Linked DNA regions of Homo sapiens: region 2 is linked to region 1. The links are chromatin contacts, found by Hi-C or POLR2A ChIA-PET in ENCODE. All regions are on one chromosome and are shown on one strand. The core of a region is the stretch at or near the end of the contact, and the rest is flanking DNA. Distances in the headings are between cores, read along the strand shown. Region 1 overlaps GRIP1 (glutamate receptor interacting protein 1). Region 2 holds the start of GRIP1 (glutamate receptor interacting protein 1).

Region 1 (6,531 bases), core at 2,690-5,189:
CATTTACATTTTTTATATTATGGTAAAATAGACATAACACAAATTGTTCATTTTAACAATTTTTAAGTATACAGTTCAACAACATTAAGTACATTCACAGTGTTGTGCACCCATCACCCCTATTATCTTCAGAACTTTTTTTTATCATCCCAAACTGAAACTTTGTACTAATTAAACAATAACTTCCCATTGTCCCCCCACAGTTCCTGGTAACCTCTATTCTACTTTCTGTCTCTATGAATTTGCCTATTCTAGGCAACTCACATAGGGCAGTGACATAATGTGTGTCCTTTTGTATCTGGCCTTTTCACTTAGCATAATGTCTTCCAAGTGTATCCACATTTCAAGATGTATCAAACTGCATTACCTTTTATTGCTGAATAATATTCCCTTGTATGTATACATTTTGTTTATTCATCTGTTGATGGACATTTGGCTCGTGTCCACCTTTTGGCTATTGTGAATAATGCTGCTCTGAACAGTGAGGTACAAGTATCTGTTTGAGTCCCTGCTTTCAATTCTTTGGGGTATATATGTAGGCGTGGAATTGTGGATCATATGTTAATTCTATGTTTAAGTTTTTGAGGAATCCCCAAACTGTTTTCCACAGCAGCTACACTATTTTATATTCCCTCTAGTAATGCAAAAGGGTTACAGTTTCTCCACATTCCTGCTAATACTTGCTATTTTCTGTTTTTTAATAGCCATCCTAATGGATATAAAGTGCTATCTTACTATGGTTTTGATTTGCATCTCCCTAATGTCTAGTATTGCTGAGTATCTTTTCTTGTGCTTATGGCCCATTTGTGTATCTTCTTTCGACAAAGGTCTTTTCCAGTCCTTTGCCCATCTTTGAGTTAGGTTGTTTGTTTTTGCTTTTGCTGTTGAGTTGTAAAATTCTTTATATATTTTGGATATTCTTTGTCAGATATATGATCTGCAAATATTTTCTCCCATTCCATGGGTTGCCTTTTCATTCTGTCAATAATGTACTTTGATGTACAAAAGGTTTTAATTTGGAGAAGTCCAGTTTATCCTTTTTTTTCTTCTGGTGGCTGTGCTTTTGGTGTCATATCCAAGAAATCACTGTACTGATTCCACTTTGATTAACCTATAATACAATTAATTTCTAAGCAGAACCCTTGAGTTATGCTACAAGTCACTTTTGCCCCAAATAAATTCCAAACAAATACAATGTGATGGAGGAGGGAGAGGAAGTGGGGATGGGTAATGGGTACAAAAATATAGATAGAATGAATAAGATCTAATAAGATCTAGTATTTGATAGCACAACAGGGTGGCTACAGTCAACAATAATTTATTGTGCATTTAAAAATAAGGAAATATATTTGGATTGTTTGCAACACAAAAAAAGATAATTGAGATGCTGGATACCCCATTTACCCTAATGTAATTATTATACATGATATACCTGTATTAAAACATCTCATATACCCCATGAATACATACTATGTACCCATTAAAACCAAAAAATATATATACAATGTGAGAGGCTAAAGAGCAAGCATGCCAGGCAACTGAATACTGTTTCCAATTGATCTTAAGGTCCAGACAACATGGCACATGGTTTTCTCTGTTACCTGGTCCCTGCCTACTTTTTTAGTTTCATTTCCCCCTTGCCATCTAACTTCAATGATCTGGAATTCTCTGTCTCTAAAATACTCTTCATTTTCCCTATACCTGCCTTACTCATACTCATCCTTCTAGTCTCAACCCAGTCATCCCCTCTTTCGGGATGTTTCACATGATCTGTTCCTATTTCCACCTACTATTCATGCAGTGAAAGGGTTGATGTGCTAGTTTGAGCTCCTGCGGCACCCCATATGTTGTTTACTACAAGATTTACTATACAGAATTACTGTTTACTTAGCTGTCTCCCCCTCTATATTATGAATTCCATGAGGACATTGAGCATGATTTTAGTTTATTTTTATTACTATATCCTCAGTATCTAGAATACTTCCTGATGAACAGTAGATGCTCAGTAGGTAACTGCCGAATGAATGAATGAATGAACCAGACTAATAGCCTTGCCAAAAGTTTTCTGTTTCTAGAAGTAGTTACAAGAAATATTTTCATGGAGAGGCATAACATTTAGAGATATAGCCTAAGTCTCTCTGCTTTTCTTAATAATTTATCTTCAATGAACTTTATTTCATAAATCTTTAATCAAAGTAGTGTCATAAGCACTTTATAAGTATTAATTCATTTAAACTTCACAATAACTTGATAAGGCATTCTTATCTGCAGTATTCAGGAAATGAAACAGAAGCACAGAGACGTTAAGTAGCTTGCCCATTGTCACATAGCTGCTAACTGGGATTGGGCCTACTTAAAGTTGATCAGTCTGTATCATCTCTTGGTATGATGAGTTCCAACTAAATGGGAAACAATATATACTTGAACATTTCAGTCTTACAAGGATGGTCAAGTTCATGGAATTTATAATTTTTCTAAACTTGGCTCACATCACCCTCAGATTTATGGTCTAGTTTTCCTCCTGGAAGCCCCAAGTTTCCTAACTGGGGCTCACATACCAGTCATCCCTTCCCTCTTTCTGTTTCTTCTCAGAACCTGAGTCACTTCCTCATTTCTTCTGTAGGCTCAGCTGCTGGAAGCACTGGGCATTTCAAGTGCAAGTGGACCATATTTATTTTCAGGATTAAAGACATTTCCTATTTGGTTTTTGATGTCTCTTTGGTTTCAATTTGATCAATGTACTCAAACAACTACTTAAAATGACCATAGGACATTTTAGCTGGTCGTAGCTCCACATAACATTTTATAGGAATATATGAATTTTTTCTTTTAAATTTATTATCTTTTGGTTTCCTTCAATAAAACCAATCTTCAGCTACACTATTATTATTATTGCAGGGAAGCATTTTTTGAAACACAGCTCCTTTATAATTAATTCATTCATTTGTTCATATATTTATTCAGTAATTTCAGGGTGCAACGCACTGTGCTAGATGATGGAAATACAATTTTATCCTCTAGGAGTCAGTATCTTTCCCACCTAAACAGATTTCTACAATAAGATAGAAGTTAAACATTCCTCTGATTTTGAATATTTAAAAACCTTGTAAGAAAATGCATTATTTCAATTGGTTCCTCTGTTTCCATATGCATGTTTGCCCTCTCAAAGGTCTAGATTATGTTGCACAGAGATCAGCACCATTAATTTGGTTTGAATAATTAAACAAAATGTCTTATTTTGGAAAGTGCAAAAATATGTAACAAGATGATTTACAATTTCACGTCAAAATGTGTAATAGGTTGCTATGATTGTGATTAATCCCTAAAGAGAGAAAAAAATTAGAAGTAAAGTAACATTTTAAAGTAAAATAGATACATTAGAAATTCATGATTGGATAGATTACAAAATGTCTCTTGCCTCTGAATAATAAATATAATTTATTGATTCTCTCTGAATGCATTAGAGAAATAAAGCATGTAAAACAATCATTTAGGCTAAGTACATACAGCAAAGAATTGAAATTATCCTCTGCAGCAAGTACTAGGCTGATGGATAATAGCATATACATTCATTTTCATACCTCTTACCCCTTTTAAATATATCTCTAAGGAAAGACAGTGGTTATTTGACTTTCTCCATGTGAAATTTCCCATGCAGTGTAGCACATCTGTAAAAGATGTGTGAAAAGTACATTTTTCTATCAGGATTTTCATTCATAGTTAATTATTTCATTTAGCACGAGCAACATTTCCAATTTAACTTGTTCCAGAGACTGTAATATTTACAGCTAATTTCCAGCAAAACATTTAGAAATGGCTCAAAGTAAAAATTCATTACTGGGTTTTGCCATGTTTTAAAACGTCAAATGCAAATGAAAATCAAGGCAAGACTATACTTTACTTTTAGATCATGTATTTCAGTTCCTTTTTTTTTTTTTAAATAGGTTTGGTGTAGGTGGTAAGCTTGTAATGTCATTCTTTATTTAAAACACAAGGCAGAAAGGTCTCAGGAAGGAAGAGACATATGTTATTATCTGTCATGACCTTATACTTATGAATCTGGGGACAGATTTGGAGAAAGGTCTTCAAGTGACCAGATGGGCTGCCATGTTATTTAAGTTGCATATATTATAATAGCTTCATTTTGTTCTTAACCAATGTAACTCGCATCTTATCATTTACATTATTGTCTTGCTTCCATTATGGATGGTATACATTATGTTTTCCCCAAACTGAACTGACTCCTTGATCTGGGTTATGCATCCTACTTGCATACAGACATATTTTCACATACGTACTTTCCCATATGAATAGATGACCAGTAGATCTTATAACACATTTTTCTGAGAATTTACAGTGCTTTAAGTTACATCAATTTTTAAAGGGACTCAATAAAGTAATAAAATTTACACATTTATATTGAAATACAGTCATTTATACTATTATATGAAAAACCATAGTGAGTATAAGTGATTTTTTATTGTAATTGCTTTCTGACAGTAGGTATAAAATGAAGAAATTCAAAATGATGGAATTACCCTTGAAATTTGAGCCAACATAAGCAGTTTTAAAGTGTTAAGAGTTTAATGAGAAACATCACTGAGGTGGAAAAATTATGCAAACGTAAATTTTAAATGGAGCTTCCAAAAAGGAATAATTTTAAGATAGTCTAGCAAATGTAAGGGGTTGCTATTCCTTAGATGAGAAGTTTGATAAAAATATAAATAGAATAAAGAGTATATAGAGACATTTGCAAGTGTCTCCCATGTAGCATTTAATAAAATATTTATTTTATACCTACTAAGAATTTCGGGTACTGAGAGTTCCAGAGTGGGAGAGAGGAAGCACTATCAGAAAGAGAATGACTCTCTGTGGATGTGACATGGGCTGACACTTAAATGAGAAGAAGGAACCAGCCCACTTCTGGAGGGGAGATTCTCTAGGCAGAGGGAAGAACAAGCTTATCAGTCTCAAAAACACAAAACAGTTTATTTATCTTTCACTTTGGGAGGCCGACGTGGGCAGATCAACTGAGCTCAGGAGTTGGGGACCAGTCTGGGCAACTTGGTGAAACCCCCATCTCTATCAAAAATACAAAAAACAAACAAAAACAATTGGCTAGCTATAGTGGCGTGCACCTGTGCTCCCAGCTACTTGGGAGGCTGAGGTGGGTGAATTGCTTGAGCATGGGAAGCAGAGGTTGCAGTGAGCTGAGACCGCACCACTGCACTCCAGCCTGGGAGACAGAGTAAGACCCCATCTCCAAAAAAAAAAAAGTATATTTACTTTTAAAACCAAATGCTAAAAGAGTCAAACAAAAGTTCAATTAAAAATCAATATATTTATAACTAAAGTACATATTATCTTCTGAATATAAATACTACGTGTGCACAACAAATAGTATAGTATTTCTCTAGAGAAAACTGAGGAAACATTTCTTAAATGTCTTGAATATAAACCACCCATAGCTAGGAGTATCTGGATAACCTATATTCTGAAAGCATTTGCTTAGTTTGCCCTGATAAATGTGCTCTGTCCTTACTTTCTCTTGGCTTCTCTTTCTGCTGGTGTCTTATGTTCTGTTCCCATCCCCAGTAAGCTGGGGAAGGTGAGAAGGCCTTACTGTCTCAATTAAAAGGAGGTATAGTCAGCGTCACCACTCCTCATTTCACAGTTCTGGACACGAGCATAGAATCCTGATGAGAAACAGTCCTGCTTCTTTCTGTAGAAATGACTCTGCAGGTGTCAAGAAGAAAGGGCTCTGAGTCAGGACAAACGAGAACTTGGCACTGATGCTATTTTGCCAGGATTCATGCTCTCATGCTCTCTGACCATCCCTGCATGGTCCAAGTAATTCATTTCCATGGACATTAAGCTCCAAATGTCATTGTACACTGTGCCTTCCCATTTTCTAACCACAGGTGCTTACAGATTAGGCTCTTGCTTAACCTGCCACTGGCTGCTGGGCCATCATCTGCCCTACAAAGCATTATGACAGCTGTACTCATTCCTTTGATGAAGAATACTTAGATGTTCTTTCTCATCAGTCAAGGTAGCTCACACTCACTTTACAAATACTATATTACTATTGGCTCTTCATCAGATGATTTCTTTGTGGTAGATTCCGGTGCCTATCCTTAAGATGTTTCTGTACTGCTAAGGAGACTGCAATCCTGAAATTCAACACAACAACCAAGTCTACCAAATCTCTGGCAGGACTACCAAACAGACTCCTAATTGATTTCCCTGATTCTTCTTCATTTCATCAGAGCTCAGTACACAAAACAAAGTGAAAATATCAGTTCACTTTCTCATTCACTCATTAATTCAGCAAATATCCACAGTATGTATTGAATATTTTCCATGTGTCAAGTATATGTCTGACAAGTGTCAAAGCTGACTGTAGCAGTTCTCACAGTGTAGTTGGGGAGGGTGAGTAAGTTACTGTAGTGGACGAGTAATATTCTTGTCTAATTAGCATCCATTTCTCCCTTTTCTTCTAATAGTATCTGGATTTATCTGAGGATACGT
Region 2 (6,531 bases), core at 1,675-4,174, 54 kb after region 1:
TATAAATTGTCCCAGCCCAGAATTCTAAGTGCAAAAATGTCAGTGTCTGGCACATAGTAGGTACTTAATCGATATTTGTTAAGTATGTATTAGATATATGAAGAATGTAAGAATCAAGTAAAAATATCAAGAATGTGGGTGTTTGTAGAAAATTGTTTCCCTTTTATTCCATCATTTTCTCCTTAAGAAAATTAAGAAGAAATTGCAATTGCCATATTGCTTTTTCTTGTGGGTGATATCAACCACAAATAGCAAGGTAGTTTTGGAGTCATGAAGCAAACTTCCCCCTGCTAAGATCTGGGTAAGGTTTTAGCCACAAGAGGCCTAATAAAGCTCTTGAAGCATTTCCTAAGAGCTCACAGAAGATTTAAATGCCCTACTACTTTCAACTAGACAAATCCAATTCATTTTAACAAACAGTTTTGAAGTGCCTACTAAGTGTAATGCCTTGTGCTAAATGTCTGGAAGAGTGAGTGTTAGGTGGAGCCCTCAATGGGTATAAAGAAATATGTATGTTTGGGAGTTGAGGGTGAGGGTGTGGGAGTTGTGTGAGTAGGGAGAATGGGACAAGAAAGAAACTTCAAGTGTATATCCACCCCTGTCCCCAAATACACTCCTGACCCTAAAAGAAAGGTCATTTTAATATTGTAATTACATATGTTTCCTGGTTTTATCATTACAGCTTAAGAAAACAGCACCACAAGTATGGGTGGGGTGCTAGAACTCAATGAATCCACTTTGGAACAAGAAGCATGGGTGGAACTTGAACGTTGTTGGACAAGACTGAAGCAGATGGCAAGGCAAGGTACCGTGTTACTCAGGTGCATTCTTGTAAGTATTTGGACAGCCAGTTAAACACAAAGAAGAACCCAATTATGGCAAATTGATTCTGCAAAGAGATTTTATTTTAATCATCAACTGACAGTCTTAAGTTAAATACCAAATAGAGCAGACATAAAGATTTTGGAAAAAAGTGTGAGGTAGCAACTCCAAAGCAGTTATCAATACTTTCCTCAATTATCTAGATTTTTAGCGACTATCTTAGTAAACACTTAAATCTCCTTTCAATGCAGGAGATCAATGCTTCCATAAAATTCAGAAAACTGAGAAAGTTAAAAATATTTGTAAGAACTATAAATTGCTTGGGTTCACTCTCTTCCTTGTATGTAGTACTTATAAAAGAACTGATACAGATGAATAGAAAATACTGATTGTTTCATGTTTATGATGTAAGAAGACCATCAACTTCTCAACATCAAGATAAGTAAATGCCAAAATCAGGTCAGAAAAGAACTTTTCAGAATAAGGGCCTGCCTTTAAAAGTCTCAGCCAAAACCGTAACAGAAAGGATAGTCTCTTAGTCATGATTTATAAACAGAAATTGTACGTCTGTACCAATTGTAGAGGATAAAGTCAAAACAGAATTTACAGCCTCCTGCTAATAGCCTAATTTAAAATGTATAATCTTCCCTACATTTCCCCCAAAGTACCTTTTAAAGGACTCACTCTGCTATCCAAACAACTTGCAAATGCATTCGGTAAGTTGGTCTACAGTATTTATTCTCTTTCCTGTTATTGACTCAAGATCTATTTCTCATGATTTGCTTTGTGCTCATTCTTCTGCCAGATAAAATATTAATTGCATTTTTAGCTGCACTGCTGGTGATCAAAGAATTCTGATATGTCAAGCTAAACTGACAGAAATAGCATCCATTAACATATTTATAGGTTCAGAGCTTCTAGAACATAATTATATCCATTAATTACTCAACAGTACTCTATATTACAGGCTGAAAAAGAAAGGCATTTGCAACTAAATACTTTTACTCAGAATGAAGTTTTTTTTTAAATAATAAATTTTCTCTAAGGAAGGTTCTATCTAAAGGAAATAAGGCAAGAGAGCTCACATATCTATATGGACACAAGGCAGGATTTTTAAGGCATCCATTTACTAACTTTGCAATAGAATGCTCACAAAGTAAACGAGATGGCACATCCAGAATGGTTTCAAATAAAATAATACCTTAAATATTACAGAGAAATTTAATTACTATTTTAGAGTTCTAAGAGTGACAATCTGAAGCTGGTAATTCTTGATGATAAGATTCCGAGCAATGATTTTTACTTTCAAATAAACTTCTAGTATTACATAGGACCAAAGCATTTGGAATTACATACTTTTCTGAACATGCAATTCTAACACATAAAGAAATTAAAGCTGTCCAGGGAAAAAGCTCTTAAGATGTTGGAAAGTCATAGAACAAACAATTATTCTGTGGATCCACCAGCTGTGCGAGTCCTGAATCTGCCAGCTGCATTTAGTATATGTATCATAGAAAGGACAGTAACACACACTTGACTCCTTTTGGCCAGTTAATCAGCATGCAAAATGACGGTTTCCCACAATAACTTCAGCACCGGACCCAAACACATTCTCTTTTCAGCAAAGAATGAAGTCATTAAAAAAAAAATCACACAAGCTGCTTTCATAATTTCAGCACGAACACAACCGAGATGTAAGGACAGAAAGCAAAGCCGAGTCTACCTGTACATATGTATCTATACATATTTCACTGAGTTCTTTGTTGCCTGACAATAAATTGCAAAGGCAGTCATATTTGAAAGTAAAAACCATTAAACTGTGTTTATAGGATACTGCAACAGACTCGCTGAGGGAATAACAAGGAAAGCACGATACCTTTAGTAAGTCGCCTCAGAATTTGACAACGGCATTTAAAAGAGACAGCTATCATTCTTGCTCACTGCTTTCTGTGGCAAAGTGTACTCAAGGCTCTCTGCTCTGGTGGCTGCAGCAGCAGCAGCATATGAATTCCTTGCGCACATACCAGGAGAAAGGTAGTCCCAGTGGGGAGTGACAAAGCTTAATTCCTCTTGGCTGATGCAGAGGTCCGCTACATGTCATCTGGCAAATCTGTGTCATTCACTACTACTACCACCCCTGCCTGCCACAGCCTCCTCCCCCTTCACAATCACAATGGCTTAGAAAGTAATGCCGTTTCGATAGCAACAAAGCACCAAATTGTACAAAGCAGGGACGACACTGTGTGAGGAGCCATTCCATAAATCTAACGCTAAGCACTGAACAGTGCATTCTGTTTAAGGCAAAAGGCGATGTATCCAGTCAGTTCAGCCACCATCAGCCCCTTTCCTTCTCAGCATCAAGTCAGTGTCCTTTATATGTCTCATTTAATGGGAAATGCAAGTGAAATGCTTACACTCTTACTTTAGGAAGAAATGCATGGGTCATGTACTATGTTCTTTAAACAACAACCAAAAAAAAAAAAAAAAAAAAGGAAAGAAAAAGAGGGAGGGCCGTTTATATTTGGGATTGAGGAAAGAATCACAGTTCTGCCTATAGCGGGGAAGCAGCTCTAGGACAGAGACCTCTTTGGTACTTCCTGAACCTATGAGAGTTAAGGCAGTGTCTGTTTATAGAGGGAATACAAGAAAGGGTTAGGGCTAGGCAGACAATCAGGCAGATGGAGTCCCAGCCCCTTTAATCACCCTTCCAAAAAAGGACTTGGCTGGAAAGCAACACAGTCAAGACTGTTTCTAAAGATACCAGAAATAAAGGCAAACAAGGCCAAGTATTTCTATTTTTAATATACTTTATTATACTATTTCCCAAACAACCATCCCCCAAACCATTCTTCTCATTATGCAAATAAAACGGTCTTGCGACATAGCAGATATTTGTGAGTATCTGCTCCAATGGAGTGAAGAGCAAATTAACAAACCCTTCACAATCCATTCACAAAGTGATAAGAAGGCGGAGCACACCTCCTCATCTGCCAGCAGCAGCCTGCTCGCCATATAGTCAATACGAACTAACATTTGGTAGGGAATTTTAATCAAAATCCAGAATTCTCCCACAGGAGTTAACATAAACATTCAGGACAAAAAATTAGACAGTTGGCCAGGAAGTTTAAGAAAAAAAAAATCAATTAGTCAAAATGAAAAGATATATCACTGTCTAAACTACTTGATTAATATTTCTAGGACTTTATGAATTATTCATACAGTTTTATTCTCTACTCTTCAGGCTGTGAAAAAACTTTCAAGCTGGTTTTTAAAATAACTTCCAACATTCCAAATTTAGTGGTAAAACTTTCTTTTCTTCATTCATAAATTCAATATGAACTCAAACAATTTCAATCCACTGCTATTGAAATGCATATGCTTTGTATTTTGAGTCCAATAGAAAAATAATTTGTGTGTGAAAAACATCTGAATATCATAAGCATCTACTTTAAAGGTTTTTGAAAAGAACAGAATTCTTTTACCAAGGATGGTCTAGCTAAAGCAACCACTAATCAATAGAAAATACTATATTAAATGGACTGCAGTGCAAAATCAAATTTTTATAATTGTTCTGATTAGCATAAATCTTTCTTTGAATTTCAACCCATATTATGTTCATCTCTATTAGGTTATCCCTAGAAATAGTTTAGCCTCCTTGATATTTTTTTGCTTTAAATAGAAATATACCTTAGTACTAGAGAACTGAGTTACTAGCTAAAGTGAGATAAATACTTACAGTTAGCTCTTTCCAAGATTCTTCTCCAAATCTAACATATTTCCTAAAATCCAGGCACTCAGAATACGCAGCTGTCAATTACTATTAGTAGAATCTTGCCTGTGGAACACCACCACCCCAGCCCAGTCTATTCAAATACAACTCAAAACCATACAGGAATCTCTTGCCTTCTGCTATTTTGCAGACTCAAATCCAATTTGCTTTTTCCTTATGACTAAAATGATCAAATATTTTCCCCTTTTCCTAATATGCTTATTTTTTTTGTTTTGTTTTAAAAGCTCTATCCTCTGGTCCCAAGAAAGGTCTTCAGAACTACTAAAATGTCCTATTTCTTTGGCAGGGGAAATAACCCATCATGGAGCTCTTTGAAAGGTTTCTGAGAGCCCAAACTAGGGGATTGTTTTTTCTCTCTTTGAATACTGTGGCTGCCAATCCATATCTATCCTATTAGTCTGCCCAGGTGCAGCCCCAGGAATCTTACAGAAATGGAGCCTCCTGGAGTAATTCTTTTCCAGAAAATGAACGAATTCACCAGGTATTCCCATCTTCTTCCATTTCTGGCCTCGCTAATGCTTGGAGATTTCCTGGGGAGCCACTCCCAGGTCAACCTTCTTGCCCTAAACCCTTTGTCCTCCCTTTGCCTAATGCAAGCTTAGCCTCCCATCCTGAACTCTAGCACTGGTAAAATGCCTTCCAACAATGCAAGCCTTCTATCTCAAAATGTATCGATCTGTAGGATGAAGGTCTCAAATGGCCAAGGCAACCGGTGGAATGTGGACCACAGGCTCCTAACATGAGCTACTACAAGGCAGAGTGACCTACATTTCTTGGCTACCAGATCAATGTAAGCATGTGTCTTTGGGACCTGTCATGAACATGTTAATTATGGTGGCTCAGCTGTCTAGACAGTTCAAACTTTACAACATGCTCTGTGAGGGTCACCAAGTAGGGGTTATGGAAAAAGAAGGCAGGTAAAATTGTACAAAATACAGATTTGATTAAGCCCCAATGTGATCTGAAGAAGAGTGAGTGAGCTAGTTCAAGAGGTTTACCCCTCTTAAAAACACAAACACCTCAATACATGAAAACATGGGTTTGCTGGATTCAGGGCAGACTAGTCCCTTAAGATGATAATTCTTATTTCAGGGTTTCTTTAAAACATTAGTTTTGCTAAGGTGTAATACAAGTGTACCACGTTTACATAGAATTTAATGAATTAGAAGGCACTTTCACACATAATGTATCATGGAGCGACTCTGTTATAGGTTTTTGATGCAGAAAAGGAAAACTGGTTTCAGAGAAGGTGTTTTTCATCAAAGTCATTCAGCTAGTAAGTGGTAAAGAACAGGAAAGAACCATAGCTTCTCACCCCTGGCTAATCATTCTTTCTCCTCTTGTTTTTCACTGCTTCCTTGCCACCAATACAAAATGTGATCTAGTTTACAGGGGGACAAATTCAATTAACAAAGTACCTTTAAGTGCAGTTATCTTTTGACAGAGGGAAAAACTAGTGCCTATCACCTTCTCCCCTCTGAAGCACAGCTCATGGTTCTAGGACCACCCTGACCAGAAGGAACCAGAAACAGGTGACAGTTAAGGCAAGTACCGTCTGGTGAAAGACCATTACGTATCAAGTGTTTACAGGAATCCCTTCTCACTGCATGGTTAGCCCATCCTGACTGGCCTGTGTCATGCTGGTTTTGAAATATTTGGAATATCACCTCCATTGACAATATGGTACTAATTTTATCATAAGAAGGGGGTGGGTTGTGGTGTATGGACAAACAAAACCTTAAGATTGGCTCAAAGATTCCAATATAGTCTCAAAACCAAAGCATTCCACAGCTTCATCAGCAGGTGGCACACATAGCCCCATAATCTTATTCTAATTTTCTCATTTCCTTGATTCTCCGCCATTGTATTCATTCTTTTATATAACATCTCCATCCCAAAAATAAATAGCGCTGTTTGGA

What was found. A loop is a pair of places that touch in the nucleus more often than their neighbours do. ChIA-PET counts read pairs that join two places held with the same protein, here RNA polymerase II (POLR2A). Pooled maps may share reads with other maps.
Region 2: a map with no recorded cell type shows a loop between it and region 1 (2.2-fold over the local background). The contact joins the promoter of GRIP1 here to the enhancer-like site in region 1. A Hi-C loop is called at or near these places in 2 of 168 maps with a recorded cell type or tissue (OCI-LY7 and Ramos), 8 of 37 single-sample maps with no recorded cell type and 3 of 50 pooled maps. POLR2A ChIA-PET finds 5 or more read pairs at or near these places in 3 of 52 experiments (GM12878, OCI-LY7 and activated B cell).

Annotation. Positions count from the first base shown.
Region 1 is chr12:66,621,077-66,627,607 of GRCh38, forward strand. All of the region lies in intron 1 of GRIP1 (glutamate receptor interacting protein 1), which reads right to left. Among named protein-coding and RNA genes, the nearest start is that of GRIP1, 55 kb to the right of the region's middle. Within about 2 kb of position 3,940, at least 3 of the 41 ENCODE cell types and tissues checked have a DNase peak (open chromatin) inside an H3K27ac peak, as active enhancers do; they include GM12878 and OCI-LY7, where a contact is called at or near this core.
Region 2 is chr12:66,676,152-66,682,682 of GRCh38, forward strand. It overlaps GRIP1 (glutamate receptor interacting protein 1), which reads right to left and starts at 2,925. Exons shown (of 25, transcript NM_001366722.1): 1 at 2,699-2,925. The coding sequence starts at 2,753.